Linked DNA regions of Homo sapiens: region 1 is linked to region 2. The links are chromatin loops, found by intact Hi-C in ENCODE. Cell type or tissue: CD4-positive, alpha-beta T cell. All regions are shown on one strand. Links, peaks and the distances in the headings refer to the core of each region. The heading gives the core; the rest is flanking DNA.

Evidence for each region. Hi-C counts contacts between places; a loop is a spot of excess contacts. Peaks named below come from ENCODE experiments on the same cell type or tissue, not always from the same donor. Only the 100,000 strongest peaks of a DNase experiment are listed, where the experiment ranks them.
Region 1: it touches region 2 in a loop (7-fold over the local background); 4 of 110 quality-filtered maps call a loop at or near these places.

The regions. Positions count from the first base shown.
Region 1 is chr10:30,531,546-30,537,317 of GRCh38, forward strand. The region is part of intron 1 of LOC105376478 (a long non-coding RNA gene); the gene reads left to right. Among named protein-coding and RNA genes, the nearest start is that of LYZL2, 95 kb to the right of the region's middle. In CD4-positive, alpha-beta T cell, for the core only: CTCF peaks have their summits at 3,199 (motif pointing left) and 3,403; a DNase peak (open chromatin) is centred at 3,166.
Region 2 is chr10:30,699,138-30,704,909 of GRCh38, forward strand. It overlaps the pseudogene SVIL2P. Among named protein-coding and RNA genes, the nearest start is that of LINC02644, 21 kb to the right of the region's middle. RefSeq lists enhancers at 2,783-2,922, 2,943-2,992. In CD4-positive, alpha-beta T cell, for the core only: no CTCF peak of the experiment used is centred there; DNase peaks (open chromatin) are centred at 2,454 and 2,854; H3K4me3 peaks cover 1,218 bases; H3K27ac peaks cover 2,726 bases.

The DNA.
Region 1 (5,772 bases), core at 428-5,427, 170 kb before region 2:
GTTCAAGTGATTCTCCTGCCTTAGCCTCCCAAGTGGCTGGGATTACAGGCATACGCCATCATACCAGGCTAATTTTTGTATTTTTAGTAGAAACAGGGTTTCACTATGTTGGCCAGCCTGGTCTCGAACTCCTGGCCTCAAGTGATCCACCCACCTCGGCCTCCCAAAGTGCTCGGATTACAGGCATGAGCCACTGCACCTGGCCGGATTCTTATCTTCTCTTAAGAAAAGACCCTTTCTGTGCCCATGCCAGGGGTCCCCTGGTGATGGGAGGCAGTAGAGGTTGCTGATCAGTGGCCATGGAGGACCAGGTGACCAAAAGCTGGGAGGCAAGAAGGCAGTAGGGTGCAGGACTGAGGCTCCAATCCTGGTGCACGTTCCATTGTCCCGCTGGACTTCGCTTACAAAACACAAATTCAAGGTTGGGCATGGTGGCTTGCGCCTATAGTCCCATCCACTTGGGAGGCTGAGGCTGGAGGATCACTTGTGCCCAGGAGGTGCAGGCTGCAGTGAGCCATGGGTGCAACACTGTTCTCCAGCCTGAGTAACAGACCATGACCTTGGCTTCAAAACAAACCAACAAACAAAACATAAAGTCAAAGATCAAATTAGTAAGATTTTAAATGAATAATTAATTAAACCCCAAGTGCTAGGGGAATGTGAAAACTTCCAAATGCTGGGACTTTCTGAACATGTGGGGCCCTGAGTGACTATCCCGGTTACTCAAGCTGGCCCTGCCCAGAGCTGTTAACTGGTATGTTCTACAGGGATGGTATCTCTCTTCCTACCTTGCAGCTATGCTGTGAAGAGTAAGAGGAAGTATTCTGAAAAGTGCAAGGTCTTATACTGAGGTAAGACACTCTATTGTTTTGTTTTGAGACAGAGTCTAGCTCTGTCACCCAGGCTGTTGTGCAGTGGCTGGATCTTGGCTCACTGCAACCTCCGCCTCCCGGGGTTCTAGCGATTCTCCTGCCTCAGCCTCCTGAGTAGCTGGGACTACAGGCATGCGCCACCAAACTTAGCTAATTTTTGTATTTTTAGTAGAGATGGGGTTTCACTATGTTGGCCAGGCTGGTCTTGAACTCCTGACCTCAGGTAATCTGCCTGCCTCAGCCTCCCAAAGTGCTGGGATTACAGGCATGAGTCACTGTGCCCGGCCCACTCTATTGCTTAAGTCTGATTTTTTTACATCTGGATCAAGTTGGTTTACCAGAAATCACATGCATGTGTTTGGTGTTCTGTGCCCCATAGTGTAGAGTCAATTTCCCAATTCTATGGGAACAGATTATCTTAGAGGCCATAACATGTTCTTTTATAAAGGAGCCACATAGCGGACTGCAGAAGAGCTCCAGGATCAGCTTGGCCCACTAGTCTCCATGATCCTCTTAGTATTACAGGAAAACTCCCTGAAGAGTTTTAGAACATTTTCTTGGAAGTTTGTTGGTCTTGGTGGGTGGGGGCGAGGTGGCAGTGGTTTAACGTAGTGTTACTTAAATCTGGATTGAATCCAGAGCTACTGCTTCCTAGCTGGGAGGCCTTGTGCAAGTTGTGTGAATAAGCCTTTCTTCATTTACAATAAAATAAGTGTGATGTTAATGATACCTTCTTTAAAGTTTTCTTGTACAAAGCAACAGAGGATTCTTTACATTGTCAGGTATGCAGTAGGTGCTCAGTAAGCATTAGCTGTTACTATTTTTAGCTTGGAGAGGCGCAAGCAAAGACTTTCAGAGTAAAAGATAGTTTGTGCTGGTCGCTTATTTGGTGAGTATTATTCCCACCGCCCAAAGTCAAGGAGAGGCCAAGTCTAGCTGGCTGCTAGAGACTCAAGTCTTTGGATTTATCCCATGCACTTGAAATTGTCCATTCCAAGGTCTATGTGGAGGGAGAGGAGAAAAAAAAACAAAAAACAAACAAAGAAAAAAAACCCAGAAACAATAACCCAAGCATCATAACTCAATTGAAATCTTCACTTTTTCTATTGTCACAGAAAGGCACAGAAGCAACACTGCAAATATCACAAATCTCCAGCACCGTATGCTGTTACTCTGAGCTGGATTTTTTGTTCTTTTGTTTGCATAGATTATTCTGCTTTTAATCTTCAAAATCTGCGCATGAAAGGGGACTGCACAGAATTTTTTTTTTCTTTTTGAGATGGAATCTCATTCTGTCTGTCACTCAGGCTGGTGTGTGCAGTGGCAAGATATAGGCTCACGGCAACCTCTGCCTCCCTGGTTCCAGCGATTCTCCTGCCTCAGCCTCCTAAGTAGCTGGGATTACAGGCATGGGTCACCACACCTGGCTAATTTTTTTTTTTTTTTTTTTTTTTTTTTTTTTTTTTTTTTTTTTTGAGACGGAGTCTTGCTCTGTCGCCCAGGCTGGAGTGCAGTGGCGTGATCTCGGCTCACTGCAAGCTCCGCCTCCCAGGTTCACGCCATTCTCCTGACGCCTGGCTAATTTTTGTATTTATAGTAGAGGCGGGATTACACCATATTGGCCAGGCTGGTCTCGAACTCCTGACCTCAGTGATCCACCTGCCTCAGCCTCCCAAAGCCCTGGAATTACAGGCGTGAGCCACCTCACCTGACCTGCATAGAAATTTGATAATCATGGTTTAGGAGGAGCTGCTTCTTGGTTAGATCATAGGCCAGGATCATATTTTTGCATGCTGGACTCTCACAGAATTCTCCTGCACCTGCTTCGGGATTAAATGTTGCTGATTCTAGAACTACTTTTGAGAAAATAGTCACAACAGTTCACCAACCACCAAAGAAAATACTGCACCAAGTGGCCGGGCGCCATGGCTCACGCCTGTAATTCCAGAACTTTGGGAAGCCGAGGCAGGTGGATCTTCTGAGATCAGGAGTTTGAGACCAGCCTGGCCAACATGGTGAAACCCTATCTCTAATAAAAATACAAAAATTAACCAAGTGTGGTGGTGCGCACCTGTAATCCCAGCTACTCAGGAGGCTGAGACAGGAGAATCGCTTGAACCCAGGAGGCGGAAGTTGCAATGAACCGAGATCGCGCCACTACACATTCCAACCCGGGTGACAGAGCGAGACTTCATCTCAAAAAAGAAAAAAAAAGAAAAAAATCCAATGGTGTTTCATTAATTAGAAATGAGTGACAGAAACCAGAGCCGAGTCTCCGTCTTGACAAATGTGTGCTGCCATCTAGTGACAAACTGTAAAAATGCAGGCACGCTGTTGCACCATTCATGTCTCCATGGCCAACACAACCCTGGGAAGGAAAAGGTCTAAGGTGCCCCCTCAGCCACAGCCACGCAGAACGTGTGCTGAAGTTCATAGAATCGGAAGCCCCTGGAGAAGTCGTGTGGAACGCTCCTCTGTATCATGGCCTGACCACGTTAGCCCACCCCTGCGGATGAGCATCTGTGACAGCATTACCTGGACGTGTTCGTCTGTTTTGTGTTCATACTGTACCCCTAAAAGGTGGACTCTTGACTGATGGGCTTCTGTTCTGAGTTGGGTTAAAGATGTGATTATTAACCTTGAATATCCCAGTTCTCCACCAAAAACTTGTTTTGGGAAGAGAGAATACATATGGGAAGATATCAGAGTGGGAAACCAAAATCAACTTTTATCCACCCCATCCTTTTTTTTTATTTCTTTATTTTTTTGAGACAGGGTCTCACTCTATCTCACAGGCTCGAGTGCAGTGGCGCCATCATGGCTCACTGCAGCCTTGACCTTCTGGGCTCAAGCAATACTCCTGCCTTGGCTTCCCAAAGTGCTGGCATTACAGGCGTGAGCCAGTGTTCCCAGCCTATTTCCTTATTTTTAATGCACGATATAAAGAAAACGAATTAACCCCCAAAGCCCAACTCTGCTCCACATGGTGGGGAAATTTGCCTACTCCTTGGATTTTGAGTTTAAGATGTCCTTATGTGGTTTTTACTCATTTCATTATTCATTAACTTAGTCAACAGATGCATTCCCCAAACACTGGGTATAGGACGGAGAACGGGATCCACATAGTTCTTGCTCACATGGAGTTTTTAAAACAGATCTGTTTTCTGGATGGGCACAGTGGCTCTCACTTTGGGAGGCTGAGGCGGGCGGATCACCTGAGGTCAGGAGTTCGGGACCAGCCTGGCCAACATGGTGAAACCCCGTCTCTACTAAAAATACAAAAATTAGCTGGGGCGTGGTGGTGGACTCCTGTAATCCCAGCTACTCAGGAGGCTGAGGCAGGAGAATTGCTTGAACCCGGGGGGCAGAGGCTGCAGTGAGCGGAGATGGCACCATTGCATTCCAGCCTGGGTAACAAGAGAGAAACTCTGTCTCAAAATAAATAAATAAATAAATAAATATATAAATAAATAAATAAATCTGTTTTTCAAAGGGTGGGTTGTGAAATCAAGGCATTAAAAATATGAAATAATACAGAAGCATGGGCTTACACAGGGAGATGGGGAAATAGCAAAAGCATAATGGTTAATCCCAGGAAGGTGAAGCCAGTAAAAAGTAACAATGAAATACACTTACTTTTGGCAAGATGAATGGATTTAGGAGAAAACTCCACCGTTCGGAGTCACACGCGAAGGCTGGAGCTCAGATGGGTGAGTAGAGGCAAAGCTCATTGGTAGGGGTGATGGGATTGTTTGCAGAGAGACCTAGGGGTCGAAGCAGAGTGAATTCTTTATTCTTGGTCCTGTTGGCTGAGCCACTGATTTGAGACAGTTATGGGAAATGTGGATGTTGCAGACATGCCCTGAATTTAGTTATTTGTATTATTTAATAAGCTTTTGGAAAGTTAATCCTCCAAAACTTTTGGATTTCCTATTTTCTCTATGAAATATGCTTATATTTGTTCTGTTTATTTGTAGCTGTTTCTTTTTTCTTTTTTTAGGACCTTGTGGTGCAACGGTATATAGCAGTTTCTTTAAGCACAGTCTCATGCCTTTCTTCTTTTGCTGTCCTTTGGCATATTTAATTTTCCTTTTCCCCAATAAACCCTATTCCTTATCCACAACTATGTGGTGCTGTGGAATTCATTCTGGAAGGTGGTAATGTATTTTGCACGACAACAGCTAATGAGGCAAACAATTCTTCGAGTATATAAATCAGGAGAATGAGAAACTGTGGCCTGCGTCATTGATGACTTCTGAGGAAGAAAAAGTAAATAATGAGCTTGGAAGGCTCATCTCTGCCAAGTCAGGGACAGTATGTGGTGCATCTTTGGGGCATGAATGCCTAACCTGGGGCAAGCTGCAAAGCAGGTGTTCAGATCCAGTTGTTAAGTGAAGATTATTAAAAGACCATGTGACCTAACAAACAAAAGGATGTGGGTAGTTAGAGTGGAACAGCCTGTTTCAGCCGTTCCTGGCTGGGTAACCTTTGGCAAGTAATTAATCTTTCTAAACTTCAATTGTCTTATCTATGGAATGAAGCTAATGGTCTTACAGCATTGTTGGAGGGATCAGAAATAATACTGGAAGCACCTGGAGTATGTTAGATACTCCATCAAATGGTATCAGTTACTGTGTGACATTTACAGATTTGCAATATCTTTTTATTGCTATTGGTTGGGAGTAACTATAAAGATTCATTCATATGATCAGCTAAGCTTTCACTAAAGTGCAGATTTTATTATTATTATTATTTTAGAGACAGGGTCTTGCTCTGTCACTCAGGCTGCAGTGCAGTGATGCCATCATAGCTCACTGCAGCCTTGAACTCCTGGGCTCAAGTGATCCTCCTGCCTCAGTCTTCTGAGTAGCTGGGACTAAGGCATAAGCCACCATGCTCG
Region 2 (5,772 bases), core at 437-5,436:
TCCTTAAGTTTGAGGAATAATAGATGCATATACATATATATAATTTATGGATTTGCCAATTAATGTGCTGTTTTTGTCCTGTCATGCCAGTAAATATTTATTAATTATATACTTTTCCAGTACCGTTAAGTATGCTAAGTATTAAGAAAGTGGAAGACACGCAAGGCCCTTAAGTTTAATTGGGCGGAAGAGTATTAGAAGGAATGTAATCTGGAGCAAGGTTGACTGTGTGATATGTATGGTCTTTTACATGGGGGAAACGTCACAGAAAAATAAATACAGGAATCATCAGGAATAATTTTCAATAGAAAGTGAAATTGAGCCAAGTTTAGAGTTAAGCAAAATTTGAATTGCTGGAAGTGAAGGGAGAAATCATTCTAAGAGAAAGAATAAAACAAACTATGAACGTAAGAAATAGCATTACATTCATGTATTCATTCAGCAAACACTTAGTAATCAACCCCTCCTGTATGTATCACCATGATCTGATCCCTGCCCTTAAGGATCTTGGAATTGTGTACTGGAGAGAAGACACCATTGGACCATGAGTGCCTGGGGTATATGAAGTGGCCTCTGTGTATATATTAAGTGAATGAACGAGCACATGAGAGGGGGAGGAATAGGGGAGAGAGGCAGGAAGTCGACAGGAAGATGTACCTAAAGAACTCTTGTGAATCGCAAGTTGTAAGCAGGTTGAGAGTTCAGAGGAGGGAACATTATCCTGGCCACTTAGGACACTGGGAGGAGGAATCGTGCCCACAGGGCAGAGGCTGGCTCGGTGGGGCAGTGCCAGCTGAGATCTCCTGGCCTTTTTGTGTCTGTGCTGGTCACCCCATTAGGATTTCTGTCTTCCTCCGTTTGACTCACTGTCAACAGAGACCCTGTTGCACCTGATTCAACTGTTGCATGTTCTTGAAGTTAACAAATTCTTTTGTGCCATTTCTCCCAGGTACTGGTGTTTGATTTTGGTAGTGAAGTTTACGTATGGCATGGGAAAGAAGTCACGTTAGCACAACGAAAAATAGAATTTCAGCTGGCAAAGCACTTATGGAATGGAACCTTTGACTATGAGAACTGTGACATTAATCCCCTGGATCCTGGAGAATGCAATCCGCTTATCCGCAGGTACTACTGCCCCCACCTTGGGACGGCTCCCTGAGCGAGCTGATTCCCTTCGATCCCTCTGTTCTCACCACAGTCCTCTACTCTCGCTCTTTATAGGGTTCAGTTTTCATAAACGATTATATGCAGTGGACTGTGAATATTCACAAAAGGAACAGTTCTTTAACTTTTATCTAACTATTATAGAAATATGGATGCTGTCGTCTTCCAGAAGAGGTTTGTTATAGTTGATTTCTTGAAGTGAGCAAGAAATGCTGCAAGTTCCTCCCTGCGGCATTCCAAGTGCTGCTGTGGCAGATGAACAGCAATTGTTTAAACAAATTACATGCGGATCTGAAAGGCTTCCCCGGGTCTGGAATTCAGCCATTGATCTGAAAGTGCAAAAGCAACATGCCTCCCTCTAATTTCATACCTTCCCAGCATCGCCCTCGAATTCCAGGATTTATTTGGCAGCAGATGATGTTTATGTCTTTATACCTTTTGGGAAGGGAAGAGGGAGAGGAGATGGTATTAAAACAATGATTGCAATTGTAATATTCCCTGCAGGTACTAGACTCTTTAAAGTTATTTTTGAAATTGAATAGAATATGTGCAAACTCTAAAATTGTGATTATGAGAAAAAAATTCTTACATGCAAAGGATTGTTGTTGTCTTTTTAACTATCAGACCAAAAAAAGTAGTGCTTTTTAACTATGGGTGCTGTTACAATAGATGAGAAACCAATGAACCAACAAACAGCATAGAATATTGGGCATCACACAACTACATTTTAATGTTTTCCATTGAACTGGTATATGAATTTCAACTTTCCTGCCTAGTTTCCTGCTTTAAAATCCAATTATTGATTTTCTTATTAATTATTATAGAAATCATTAAAATTATGTCAGTGTGGTAAGAAGTTTTAATGTCCTTGTTAAGCAAATGCACTAATGTTTAACCTCAGTATGGTAACAACTGTTGTTTTAAGGACTGGAACTACAACAGCTCAAAAGATTTTATTTGGTATAGCAGAGAAAAAAAAACAAGCTAAAGCATAAAAATCTATGTGATAGCCAACTGTATTTAATAGTGGCATAATCACAGATCTGAAAGTAGATGACTGAGCTCCTAACCCACTGGTTTTCAACATCTCTGAGACAGAATCACCTGAGGGGCCTTTAAAAAAAAGGCATTTGCTCAGCCCAGCCCCAGAGATGTGTTTTCGTTTCATGTGAGTTACAGTTTATGTGTCAATATGTCTTAAAAGCTCCCAGGGATTTTAAGGTGCAGCCAAGATTACGCACCCAGCCCTTCTTAGCAAATGAGGCTGAAACCACTGAGCCCAGTTCCGGCTGTAGGTCAGGGCAGTGCGTGGAGAAACACATCTGGCTTCTGGCCCAGGTTCATCCCCCTCACCCTGCAATCTGCTGCATCGCTTGCTCACAACGCTTCAAAACATAAGTGACAGATTCTAAAGCAGAAACCAAAAGCCCTTTCAATTATCATCTTAGCAAGCCTGCAGAGTAGGACTGACATAAGAGACAGTCATTCAGATATTTTCTGATAAAGACCACACAGCCTTTCAAGACCACCGTGCATTTTCCATAGGTGCTTATGTTTGGTTCCTAAAGTCCCATAAGAGCATGAGGTAGAAGTGTCTGTGCTCTATGATTTATCCGGCAGCTTTCTTTGAATCAGGCAGCCTTTTTGATGTGCCTCAGCTGTGACATCAGCAGCTGTGGTCTTGACCAAGCAGGAAGTGACTGAGGCAGTAGCACAGCAGGGCACAAGCAGCAGCGGGGGTTGCTCTAAGAGGTGGCTGCATCCCAGGCCAGATTCACAACCGAAGATGGGTCTGGAGGGATGAAAGATCGTGCATATTATTCCAGGGCTACTCCCTCCGCAGCACGCATATCTTCTCTACCTTTTGTTTTATTTCTTTTTCTTTCTTTTTTTAAATTTTTAATTAATTAACTTATTTTTTTGAGACAGAGTCTCATTCTTGTCGCCCAGGCTGGAATGCAATGGTGCTATCTTGGCTCACTGCAACCTCTACCTCCTGGGTTTAAGTGATTCTCCTGCCTTAGCCACCCGAGTAGCTGGGATTACAGGTGCCCGCCACCACATCTGGCTAATTTTTGTATTTTTAGTAGAGACGGGGTTTCACTATGTTGGCCAGGCTGGTCTTGAACTCCTGACCTCAGGTGATTCACCTGCCTCGGCCTCCCAAACTGCTGGGATTACAGGCATAAGCTACCACACCCAGCCCTCAGCTCTACCTTTTTCTAAATTACCTGTGTTCTTGGGGACAGCACAAATTCTGAAATCCCAAGCCCGCACAAGACCTCCTATCTTTCTGTGCTCTCCCCATCTGCCGTCTTGGTCAGTGGCCTAGAAATAAGTGCACAAAAAGGCACTTCAAGATCTATGAAAGTGTGTTCATTTTAGTGATGGGAGAATCTCTGTACTCTGGAGAGCTTTGTTGTAACATGAAATAAAATAATAGAGAATTGAGGAGGGAGCTACCTCTTCCCTACGTCTATTAATTAATTGGAGGAAACTTGGTGAGCATTTGCAGGTGACTGGGTGGCACAGAGTAGATGACAAGTGAGGTTTGCCCACAGCTCCTGCTATTGCCGAAATCTCCACCCAGCGTGCCACTCCCAGGGCATCCCAAAGACAAGAATTTGCTAGAATGTGGCCAGGTACAGTGGCCCACACCTGTAGTCCCAGCATTTTGGGAGGCTGAGGTGGGAGGATTGCTTGAAGCCAGAAGTGCAAGACAGCCTGGGCAACATAACGAGACCTGGTCTCTATTAAAAAATTAGCTAGGCATGGTGGCACACATCTGCAGTTCCAGCTATTTGCAAGGCTGAGGCAGGAGGATCACTGCAGCCCAGGAGTTCGAGGCTGCAGGGAGCTATGATTGTGCAACTGCACTTCAGCCTGGGCAACGGAGCAAGACCTTATCTCAAAAAAAACAAAAAACAAAAACAAAAAAAACTTGCTAGAATGTAAGAAAAGTCTAGTCCTGACATGGTTCATGTCACATTAAGGCACATCAAAAACTCCATGGACACAAAGCTTTGCAAGACTTCAGACTAAAATAACAAAATGTCAGTATTTGGTAAAATGCAGGAAAATAAACCATTTATTTTATATGTACTCACGTACTTTGAGGTTTTTTCCAGCAGCCGCATGTGTTTTAGATTCCTTTGTTTAAGCTTGGCTTCATCTTGGTTCTTTTCCTGTCTGTTCTCCCAACCCCCTTCCCACCCTACAGAAAAGGACAGGGGCGGCCCGACTGGGCGATATTTGGGAGACTTACTGAACACAATGAGACGATTTTGTTCAAAGAAAAGTTTCTGGATTGGACAGAACTGAAAAGACCAAATGAGAAGAACCCCGGGGAACTTGCCCAGCACAAGGTATTCCAGTGACCAAGTCTCAAACCTCAGGGCTTGGTTCGGGTCCCAACAAAAGTGGCCTTGATGTAAAATGATCAAATCAGGATAGTTCGCATGGCTGTCACCCCAGATGTATCATTTCTTTGTGGTGAGAACATTCAAATCTTCTCTTCTAGCTATTTTGAAATATGCAATACAGTATTGGAAAACAGTCACCCCACTGTGCAGGAGAAAACCAGAGCTCATTCCTCCTCTCTGATTGTCATTTTGTACCTGTTGGCCAACATCTCCCTATCCTCCCTGTCCCGTCTCCTTCCCACACCCCCTTCCCCATGAAACAGATGCATTTATCAACACATCAAATCATATCCATAATAATGTGTCAACTAAAATACTTTTTTAATTAAAAAAAATGGACACACATACACACACACACACACACACCCCTTAAAGCTAAGAGGCCTTCCCAGGATTCACTAATAGAACAGCAGACTGGCCTCCAATTCTAATCTGACTCTGGGAGGTGAAGAGTCGGGTTTGCACCTGTTTTCAGGCACCCCATGCACCAGTGTGGCCAATGGGTGTTCAGACCTGCCAGAGTCTTTCTGAAAATGCAGCCTTTCCCTGACTGCAGTTAAACATCCTGAGACAGAGTGTGGAAGGTGTATTTTTATGCTGTCCCATGAACAGCTGAAGCAGCGTTGAGTGTGACAAGGAATAGCTGCGGAAACAGGCAACTGAACCGATGTCTTCATGTTCCCCTATAGGAAGACTCCAGGGCCGATGTCAAGCGGAACAACGTGACACGGATGGTGTCCGTGCCCCAGACGACAGCAGGTGCCATCCTGGACAGGGTGAACATTGGCTGTGGCTGTGGCCTGGTGGAAGGACACCACAGGAGGCAGTTTGAGATCACCAGTGTCTCCGTGGATGTCTGGTACATCCTGGAATTTGACTATAGCAGGCTCCCCAAACAAAGCATCGGGCAGTTCCACGAGGGGGATGCCTATGTGGTCAAGTGGAAGTTCATGGTGAGCACGGCAGGTTAGTGAGCGCTTATGGCTTTCTCCAGCTGAAAGAGGTCAGCCCAGCAGCCCTGCGGGAGCCAGCTTCTCCAATGAACCCTGTCATGCCCTCTGCTGCGTGCGTGCAGTGGGGCACCGCAGTCATACGCCTTTGAGAGCCAGTTAGTAAACCACAGAGATGAAAAGAAGTAAGGCCGAATTCCTAACAACCTAGCATTGCCGAGGCCGCTGGTGTTCAC